2 separate regions of the Homo sapiens genome follow, and region 2 is linked to region 1. A link is an interaction called in ENCODE POLR2A ChIA-PET data of the cell type or tissue named here. Cell type or tissue: HepG2. All regions are shown on one strand. Each heading gives the region's core, and the rest is flanking DNA. Links, peaks and the distances in the headings are about the cores only.

Evidence for each region. Peaks named below come from ENCODE experiments on the same cell type or tissue, not always from the same donor. Only the 100,000 strongest peaks of a DNase experiment are listed, where the experiment ranks them.
Region 2: POLR2A ChIA-PET joins it to region 1 with 10 read pairs; 3 of 35 experiments call an interaction of 5 or more read pairs at or near these places.

What each region holds. Positions count from the first base shown.
Region 1 is chr14:54,045,634-54,051,018 of GRCh38, forward strand. The region is part of intron 4 of LOC105370507 (a long non-coding RNA gene); the gene reads right to left. Among named protein-coding and RNA genes, the nearest start is that of BMP4, 92 kb to the left of the region's middle. In HepG2, for the core only: no CTCF peak of the experiment used is centred there; DNase peaks (open chromatin) are centred at 868, 2,448 and 3,348.
Region 2 is chr14:54,115,882-54,121,266 of GRCh38, forward strand. All of the region lies in intron 4 of LOC105370507 (a long non-coding RNA gene), which reads right to left. It overlaps LOC105370505 (a long non-coding RNA gene), which reads left to right. Exons shown (of 3, transcript XR_943880.4): 3 at 130-195. Among named protein-coding and RNA genes, the nearest start is that of BMP4, 160 kb to the left of the region's middle. In HepG2, for the core only: no CTCF peak of the experiment used is centred there; DNase peaks (open chromatin) are centred at 1,290 and 2,180.

The DNA of each region.
Region 1 (5,385 bases), core at 75-5,074:
ATTTTTACATATATTCTATTGGGAAACTTTCTCAATATAACTGAGTATTATTATAGTAACATTTGAAGGCACAGAGAGTTTAAGTAACTTGTCCTAGGTCACACAGTTCATAAGTAGGACTGGAGACTAGACAGTCTGGCTCCATAACTCATGTCTTAAGCACTACTTTGTACTGCCTTCGCCATCGATACAATAGCATATTACCCACACGTGTTTCTGAAGCAGAGAGGTGTCTGTGGATATACCACCACAAAGAGAAGACGGTGTGGCTTCAAGATTTCAAACTTGCTAGAATCCCCCTTGTTTACTCCACATGAGCCCTTTAATAAGTTACCTCATCAGAATTAATGGATTGTTATTCTTCCCGATCAGTAGTGTAAACCGTAAACTTTGAGACGGTTTGCCTACCACACTTAGTTTAAGATTTAGAAGGTTTACTTGCAAAAGCTCTTAGAAGCACCCATGAATAAACAAGAGTGAAAAGTTAAACCAAGGACAGACGTTTTTATTTGCACTTTTTTTTCAAATCTATCCAAACAACAAGATTAGAAAATTTTCCCTGACACCATAGGCAAATGCTTCTTCTCCAAGTACAGAACAGCCTGTTGAAGACAGCAGTCACATTGTTGTGGTAACTGATGAAATTTATAAACGATGCACAACTTCATATTTTTGCCAGGTTTTACTTTAAAAGAGTCCCAAAGAGCAAGACAATGATAAATAACAGTGAAGGGTGATGACTTCTGAGAGCACTGGACAACATGGTAGCAGATGCCATTGGTTGGCTAGTCCAACTCCCATTTGCAAATCCACCTCCTCTGGCATCCTCCATTAGAGAGGCTAGAAAAGCCAAATATTTGCTTTTCTGCTCTCTTGCAGTGAGGGTTGTCCATGTGAGAAAGTCTGATTCCTATTGAGGTAAAAGCGGACGTCTCCAGAGGCTTCTGGCAAAGTGTTTCTTTCCTGACATAAAGGACATATGCCACAAGCATCACCCCTGCTGTGTCCCCTTTTTTCTGCCTTGGGAATAGACTAGTGTCTAGAGCTGTGACAGCCACCTCATGACCTCAAGAGAAAGGCCAACAAGAATTGGAGAAACACTGACCTTGGTATTTTTGAGCTCTTAACTACAAACAGTTGCTTACCTCCAGAGGAATGCTTGTAAGTAAAATAGTTTAAGTCTCTTAGTTAGGCTTTCTATTGATGCCAAAGGAATTCCTGTTGATACAATGTGATTGCAGACACTTTAGCCCACCTTTTGTCACCTTTTAATTCTACACCTATCTATCTGTCCCTCAGAAATCTCCCAGCAGTTTGGTTAAATAAACATTATTTAATCAAATCACTGAAATGATTTATAGAGCACAGCATAATCAAATGAATCTTCTTCATAGTTTATCTCCTAGTTATAATAGCTGTTTTAATATAACTTTAGTATCACATCCTTAATAGTACAAGGAGGGGTGATATAGTCTATTATTAGCCAAACTTTCTGTTAGTCCAATACATACATGGAGTCCAAAAGAATACACAAACCTGTCTTTTACTTTGGGCTTGAATTGTATCTTTCAACTTTATGAGTTCATGGCTGAGAGGCATGTTCATTCTGCTCCACCTTTCTCCAGATCTTAAAAATTTATGGGTCTTCCAAACAAGCCCTAAAGAGCATCACCCATGTGGCGACCCCTCTCATAGGCACCCGGAAATCAAATTCTTCTTCTTTGGACCCCCTCCTCCTTTTCTCCATAGCTAGAGATGAGCGGAAAGATTAATGCGAGCAAAATGACACCTATTGATTAATAACATTGAGTGCATAGTAAAGGCACTCAAAAAACTTTATTAAATGGTAAGTTAAAATGGAGTATCTTCCACAATATAGGGGCTTCTATAGAGGCTTTTTCGAGAGGGTGGTTTAAACAGAGGCATCAATATTGTTTGTGATTTAGCCAAGTGCAGAAGTAACAAGGGGAACAGGCCAGAAAGAAAGGCAGCATGAAACAAGATGTCTTACAGGAACAAGAGTAGTGTATTGGAAAGAAACAGGAATAATTTGGTGTGCAGAAGTGTGGAGTGTGAAGCAGAGGCATTAGCAGGAATCAAGTCAGCATGGCCCTTAGCAATGGGGAAATGTTGAAGGATTTTAAGAAGAAAATTGGCATTGCTTTGCATTTCAGCAAAACCACTTTGGAGACAGTTAGGGCTGTGGATTCAAGATAAGAGACTGGATCAAGGAAGAGAGGCTTGTTATGAGTTCCTCGAGGAACAAGAGGCCGTGAGATTTAAACTAGTTAATCCACTCCCAAACGCACTAAGTATAAATTTCTACATTTCAAAGTACTCTACAGTGTTGACTTCAAGTCAACCATGTGCTGAGTTATGTACCAGCCAGGCAGTGTAAAGAAAGGCTGTCCAAAGTTCCCCATCCTTTCACAGAAAGGGAATGTGACAACAAAGACCAGAGAGGGGTCTGACTGTGGGATGAGGCTGAACCTAGCCCTGAGCCTAAGCCAACCTCCAACCCCTAGCTGGTACTCCAAGGGAGGTCGTCCAGTTCTTTCCCAACGGCTCAGCCTTTATCATTCTGACAGGGACTCCAAAGCCCAGAAGAGCCCTTACCAAGGTCACACAGTGAGTGACTAGCTAGGAATAGTCCTAGTGGTTCCTGGACCCAATTCCATGCCCTAAATACCAGATGACAAAACCCGCTGCATAAAAATAGTTCAATTAAAATCTAAAATAAAATCGTCACTTACTCTCGAAAAGAAAGCTAGCACAGTATTTCATGAAAATGTCATGAACCTGAATGAAACTGTAATTTGGGAAGTTGTAAAAATATGGTTGCACCATTCTGAGGGCCAACGCCTATCACGTGACCCTGAACCGCGGGCTCCGCCCTGCTGTTCCACCTTGCCTGGCTTGTGCAAGGCTGTGTGCAGAAGGAAACGAGAGTGGGAAGTCAGCTACCCAGGATGGTCCATTTAACAGCTGATCTGCTGGGACCAGTGCCTAAGAAGTTAATTTCTAGCTTTGAGATGGTTTCTGGTAATTGTAGGTAATTTAAAATATAATTGCAATTTAGTTAAAAAAAAAAAAAAAAAACTCTGTTTGCAGTGTTTATGCTCATCACTCTAATTTAAGGTCTAGAATGTTGGATGAACTGCACTTGAGTACACGCTCATTTTGCGTCTTCCTGATTTTACCACCAGTGATTATAAAAACAGCCTCAGCAAACTCAGTCTGCATTGCAAGACAGATGCTGCAAAGTTCAGATATAAAGTTTCACATTTCCGGAAGGTTAACTATTGAGCATGTTAATGATTATTGAAGAGATGAAGAAAACCACAAGGCTTCAAAATGCAAACACCTCTCAAAAATATCCAGCTTCCTCGTGTTTATAATAAAGCCACCTTTTTTTTTTTTTTTTTTTCAAAGAAAGACTATGGTTGAGTTCAGTGTGGTCTGCATATAGGCTTAATGGAGGAATAATTACACGAGGCTGCTTGTGAGTAGGCCAATGGAGCTTGCATCTGGGTTGTATGTTATAAACTGCTCTGTGCTAAGCCAGGGCATCTACAGCTTTGCAAGGTTCACAGAAATTTCTTACCACAGTGACAGCATATGTTTTAAATGCAGAGAAATTCTAAGATCTATTGTGTGTGGATTTATACAGAATTTTCAAAATAATCCAAAATATAGGTAGGACAGCTACTTAATGGCAGGCATCTCAGCAATCAATTTACATTCCAAAGCACCATCATGGGCCCAATCAGCCATCGTTGCGAACCTAGACAAGTGGAGCTAAATGAGAAAACAGCTGAAATGAGCACTCAATCTAATAACCTCACATACAGTCTCCCATCTCCCAGCTTGCAAAACTTAATAGAATGGAGCTTAGGGCTGAAGCAGTACTGCATTGCACAGCAATTACACCATGTTAACACTGGCATTGGAAATCACTTTCTGAATTTGAAAACTCAGAGTCAGTAGTCAGAATTTGCAGCCCTAGTGTAAGAGGCCTGCCTTGAAACACAGGCCCAAATTAAAGTTGACCACCAAATAACACTATTTAGATAGTGGAGATTGTCTGCCTACCAAGTTTTAAAATGGAACCTAGAAGTTTAATGATTGAGAAAATAAAATGTGTTCCAAGTTAGTCTGGCTTCGCTGATACTGGCTTGGGAAAAAAAAAAAAGCCTTTTATTTTTAATGATTTATTACATATACTTTAAAAAATTCAAATATTACAAAAGTGAATATTAAATTTTTCTCCAACCTCAAATCTCTGTCTTCTAATCTCCTTCTCTCAAGATAGCCCCTGTTATCAGTTTTCTGAGCATCTATGCATATCTAAGTATGTCTTATACGTGCCACATACACACAGTGATGGCTCCAGAATTTCTACTAGAAGAGACTTAGGGGCTGCAATCTGATTGGATGTGAGTATGCTGCATAAAGCTGCATTTGCCTGGTATTTTACATAAATGAGAATACATAAATTTGAGCACTAAAAGAAATAAGTATAGCAAGGAATTATAAAGCATTGAAAAAATAGGAATTCACAAGTCCATACCAATAATAGTAAATAGTAAATAAGTGAGGGAAACCATGGGTTGCAGTGAAATGTAACAGCTGTCTGGTGAATGTGAAAGAGTGCCGGCACTGAAAGACCTTTACTTCACAACCATGATAGTAAAGATTGGGTCAGACAAGACTCATGAATGAATGCTACACCTACCAGGAAATTTTGATGAGAACCAGGATATTTGCATCATTTTAAAGTGCCACCTCACAGACTGCTTATTAGTTCCATGAGTGGGGAGTCAGGGGCGGAGTGGGGGGGGCGGTGATAAAAGCCCCAGTTTTATAAAATTGAAAATTTGGACAATATCTTGACTAAGTCATTGAAATTAACATTACCACTGAAGAACAAACATGATACCCTGAGAAGGACACATCACCTATGCAGTTCTCTGGCCTAGAATGCATAACTTCAATCTAATAGGACTGTATTCATTAAAAATGTCAATGTGATAAAAGACAAAGGCTGGGACAATGTTCCAGACTAAAAGGGGCTAAAGAGACGTGATAACCAAATGCAATAGTAGATCCTAGACTTGGTCTGGTTGAGGAAGAGAAAAAATTCTTCTAAAGAATATTATTAGATCAATGTACAGAATTGAAATACAAACAGTAGATTAGATTAAAAAAGCAATTGCAGGATTAATTCTGCTGCTTCTAGCACACAACCACCCCACCCTCATTCCTGCCAAGCTCCGAGTGGCCACACTCTTCAGGAGTGCTTGAACTTCTGCCCACAAAGCTCCTTCTTTGCCCAGGGAACCCGGAGGTGGGAAAGCTGGCGCAAGGTGCTTCTGCAACTGGAAT
Region 2 (5,385 bases), core at 75-5,074, 70 kb after region 1:
GAGTTGGTTTAAGTTAACACTGAGATTATTTTGATTCCTTGACATTGTGCAGTTTTGTGGGACAAAATAGTTATCAATTGTCCTAACACCATCCTGGAAATTCTAAGACTCTACCATGACGTCTTCCAGGGTCTTCCTAGTTAAAGCCTGGACTGAAAACAAGTAAGAAGCACTTTTTGGGTTCGTTCAGTTTTGAGGTAACAATAAACTCATCTTCAGACTGCCTGTGACCTTTTCATAATGACACCAGAAATATGAATAGGACATATTTTAAAACTAGCTTATCTAGAAAACCTCTTGCCCATTCCCATTCCCATTTCCTAACACAACTTTTTTTCCAGATCTTGCACAAACAGGAAATCAGAGTAAAGCCATCATTAGAGACAGGTGAACATATTTCTCTTAAGGCAAACAATACTTTGCTATACATATGCAAAATAAAAACGGGCAATAAAGCAAGTCATAGGGTGATTCAGAAACACTCCCCTCCCTACTCCCCTAGAAAACACTTCCTATGCTTGAAGTATTTTAATGGAGTGCAAGTCATTTGTGAGCCTGAATTATTCAGGTAAATGCCTCCTCTACTGTAGTTTGCATGTGCTGACATATATATGAGAATAAATGCAAACTAGCACAAGATTACCCTAAACACATGTGCTTCCATTTCCTTGGATCTCAAAACCAATGAGTTACGCTAAAACAATGGTTCTCAAAGTGTGGTCCCTGCACAGGCAGCATGATATAACCTGGGAATTTGAGAAAATTGCCAGTTATTGGACTCCACCCTACACCTACTAATGAGAAACTTGAGGGTGTGGCCCAGCAATCTGTGGTTTCTAGATCCTTTAGATAAGCCAGTGAAAATTGGGCCTAGCATCACCCATAATCAAGCTTTTCTTTCAAGGGTGAATAATATTAATACTTGTGCTGGGCCTAATAGTTTTGTTCTTTAGCTTTGTTTTGTTTTTCCTGACAAAGGAAGGATCTGAGTAAGGGAAGTCAATACTCTGGAAGACAAGTGACTTTCTGGGGGAAGGTGTTAAGCCCTTTCATTTTGTCCTCTTTGTTTAGCCCTTTTTATTCCAGTGGATATTTCTACTCTTATCTGGGAAGCTAACTTGGTTTTTAATTTATTTTTCATCCTAATTCATCTGCAATGGATTTCCCATAATATTGTATTTACCTCCTCTCTATTGGACATGATGAGTCTGCTGGTCTACTCACTCTTGAGAGAAGCTCTTTCTTTGAAAAAGCTATCTGTTTAAAATCTGTGTGATTCATCTTTTCTCCATCCATTTTGAGGCTCCAAGGCCAGTGGAAGAGTTCTGACTCAGGTCCAGTTGCAGGGTACAAGCCAGTAAGTCATGTTGTTTCTTGATACCACTTTCCCGTTTTTTTTTTAACATCATAGCCAGTGTGTCAAGTTGGTTTGCGTCCCCCAGGAAGCAACACCAGTGACTGTTAGTAAAGGAACACTACTTGGAAAGACCATTTTGAAGGCTCTAGTTAAAAGCAACAACTTAAAATGAAAAATTTTTAAGCCGCTTTATTTTGAAAGATTTTTGTTTTCAAAAATTAAACATTGTAGTTCTTCAAGAACTCTGTAGTTGGAAATATTTTCTCTCATTAAAAACGCAAAGCCTCTGGAGGAAATGATACTCTGAGCTTTGTAGCACAAATCAATGCCAAATGAAGGCCATAAACCATGTTTTGTTCTGCACTTGGCACAGTCTCCAAATATCTTGAACAAACAACGGCACTGTGCTTCAGACCCAGGGACCCTTACTTCTCTGGAAATTTATGATTGTCCATTATAGGAAAGTAGAAATGCTGAGGATTAGCAAGTCTGGACTAGGATTGGAGGAGAAACAAAGAAATTATTAAAAACATAAACAATTTGAATATTATGAGCACCTGTTTTCTAAAACCATTGCTTGGAAAAGCCATTCTTGCAAAGCCTATGTACTCAAAGGAAACTGGCTTTGGGTTTAGATGATCAATCTCAGCTGGCTTTGGGTTTAGATGATCAATCTCAGCTCAATGAAAGTACTCAGAACTGGCCTAGGTTGAGGTAGTGTGAGAAGGTAAAAGGGGATAAGGCAGGTTGCTTCATACAAATCCCATTCGTGGGAAAAATCAGGAATTCCAAATCATGATTCCCATGCCTTTGTCAGAATGCCTGTCACTTTACAGTTTGAATGCCGTTTCTAAATAAACAGTAGCTCTCCTATTTGTGTGGGCTGGTTGCTTTGCGGGCAAAGGCCACAGCCATGGGTTCTGGCCCTGCAAAAATATGCAGACTACATATTTTGGGGGCCATTTCTGTGATCAGGGAATCACAGGAAATCAGGGGCCCCATATGTCACCCATTTACCAATCCAAGCCAAACCTAAAGTCACAGGTAGAAAAAGGTGTTTACAAATGTTAAGAATCAAGAAAGCAACACTTGATATCACCAAACCACCTCAAAAAAAAAAATCTGGCATGACTCATTTCTGATCTTTGCTCAAAAGAAACCTAATTCAAAGAAGCATATTTTTTAAAAATGTCAGTAATTGCCAATGATAAAACTGAATGATAAAAACCTGATGTGAGAGCTTAATGATGCTACATTCACTTTCTTTTGCATACAGTGCATGTGGCTACATCTCTTTCAGGAATGTGCAAATTGACGGTTCATGCCTCAACTGTCTGATCACTAATCATTGCTTAATATCACTGCTTCTGCCTGAACCTGAACCTGAATGTGAACCTGAGTGGGACACTAGGCATCCTAGGAGCTACTGTTAAGAACTGGCATGGCACCATCAGCTTGTGGTGGTGGTGGTCTGTGTGTGCCGGTGTACGGTTTTGAGCTGGTTTGTCTTTCTTTTGAAAGAAAAAACTGTCCCTTATATAATATTTTTGCATTGTAGCTCTATATCCAGAAATCTGTGAGACGTTCTTATTAGTATGTTGTACTCCTGAAGGTCATCCCCTTTTACAAATCCCTGCCCCCAGCAAGTGGGCTGACACTTACAATTACAATGACATTAATAATAAGAGTTATGACTAAAAGTGAGCAAAAGTATTGGCCAAGGCTTATGGACTTCATTTGAGGCTTAATGTGGCACTTTGATTTTTCATTCAACTTTTCTTTTAGGAATTACTTTGCTAAACATATCCAGATTGTCTTTTGTGCTTAATACTATTATTATTTGTTATTTACTGCTACTGATAACTAACAGAAGTAACTGGCCTAAACTTTAAGTTACTGAAACTTGAAATAAAATTTTTTCCTTGCCATTTATATATGTAGTGGTTTTATGAAGCTCCTTGCCTTCTAATAGCACTGAGGAACTAATCAATATATTCTCTGATTTGTTGACTTATTTTGTATTCATTCATTTAGTCATTCAGTAAATACAGAAGAAACATCTACTATTCAGAAACCTTTTCAAAGAATTATTCCAAATCAAGATTTACTTTTAAAACCTTGCTAAAAAGACAATGTTTGCACTCTGAACAATGAAGTTCTGATCTATTAGAAATAAAAAAGAAAGGCTTGAGTTCTCAAATTCATCTCAACATAGACTCCATAAAGATTATATAACTGGAAGTAAATACCAGCAGTCTTTACCCTACAATGTTTGATCAGTGTCCAGATATCTTTATTTCCTATGGCCAGATTTTATACATTGATCCTTACAATTATCATAGGTAGGGTTAGACTAAATGCTCATTTCAAATAAATATTACTATATATGTCTCACAGTAAAGAGAATCTTTTGGAATGGCAAAAGTCTCTGTTGATTAGGTTTTCCTGGTAGTCTTGCAATGGATTCCCTGAAATATAAACTAAAACCAATGTTAATATCACATGTATTCACTATGTAAGACTAAATCTATCAAGTATCTATCAGTAACTAGCAATAAAAATTCTGTTGTGGTGTTTTGAATCTGGAATTGCTTATACTTTTATGAAGCTTATTGATTCAGACACTATTTTTAATAAATATTAATAATAAATATTTAGTAAGTGAACATATGCTAGAGCCAGGCATCACACTAAGTCCTAGGGGTATAATTCCAAATGAAATGGACATTCTCTTTGTCTTCATAGAACTTGGAATTCTGTAGGTTGTAATCATAATTTTTTTTTCAATTTTGACCCCATGAAAATAACCACAGACTAGTTTCCTTTTAAAGAAACAGAAAGCCAGCCATCAGGCAACTCTGAGAGCCACCTACAACTCTCTTGCTTAGATATTCTTGAGTTTGTTTCTCCATAATGGGGACATTACTTACAGCTTTCTATCTGAGGTTTTCATGACACCAGAGAGATGAGCCATAAAGAAATACCCTTGGCTGTTCAAACAGAAAAGCAAAGCAAAACAGAAAACAAACAAACAAATTTTATCATTCACATTCTCTTGCAGTCTAAAGGACATCATTTTTGAAATTCAATTCTCCCTTACCCCTGACCTTTCTCCACTTCCCATTATGTTCCCTGGATAAATCATCCCTTTGAATGGTTTTTTTTTTTCTATCTTTCAATTGTCTGGAGCATTCCTGCTGTGTCTGGGCATAGATCTCTTCTTTGGTATTTGATTAATTTCATGCACTTGACCTAACTAAGAAGCTGGACTGTACTTTGGACATACTTCAGTTGGCAAAATTAAATAAAACCCTAACCAGAGAAGCATAAGAATCATTAAAGCCAAAGTTTCTCATTAGCATTGACAGAAATTCAGATTTTTCCCAAATCGGTAATAGAACAGAAAGTACTAAAATTGTCAAAGGTACAGACCACAATGCAAAAAAATAAGGAGAGAGACTAGAGAGTGGATTCATACAGAGGGAGGCTGGGAAGGTTCACAGGATCTGAGCAGGGTCTGTGGAGAATTCCAAATGAAAAGTTTTTAATCATCTCCACTCCCTATCGCCACTTTGCGAGTTGCCATTATTGCATAGACCAGAGTACCTTTGAGTGAGGGGAATAAAAGGAATACAGTTCATTTTGTAACTAAAGATTAGAAATAGTTTTGCAATTATCTCCTTTCCTAAGTCACACATAAATCATTCAACTGCGAATCCAGATTGCTTTGTTAGGATTTAACTTAGTTCAAATGAACAGGCATAAACACGACTTGAGATGGAAAAAATCGTTTTCCTCTCATGAGAATCAACTTAGTCTGCTAGCCTAATTATCTGAATCTGTTGCTCCCTTCAGACATTGAGAATTCGATTACAGCATGGCTCTCAATCTTAGTACCCATAGAAGTGGAAGCTAACAAAACATGGTGAGGTAGACACTATGCTCCTTGGCATCCTGCTTTTAGCTGGCAACTTGAATACATTGTCCAGCATTGTTGGTCCTTTCCTGCCCACAGGTGCAGATCTGAG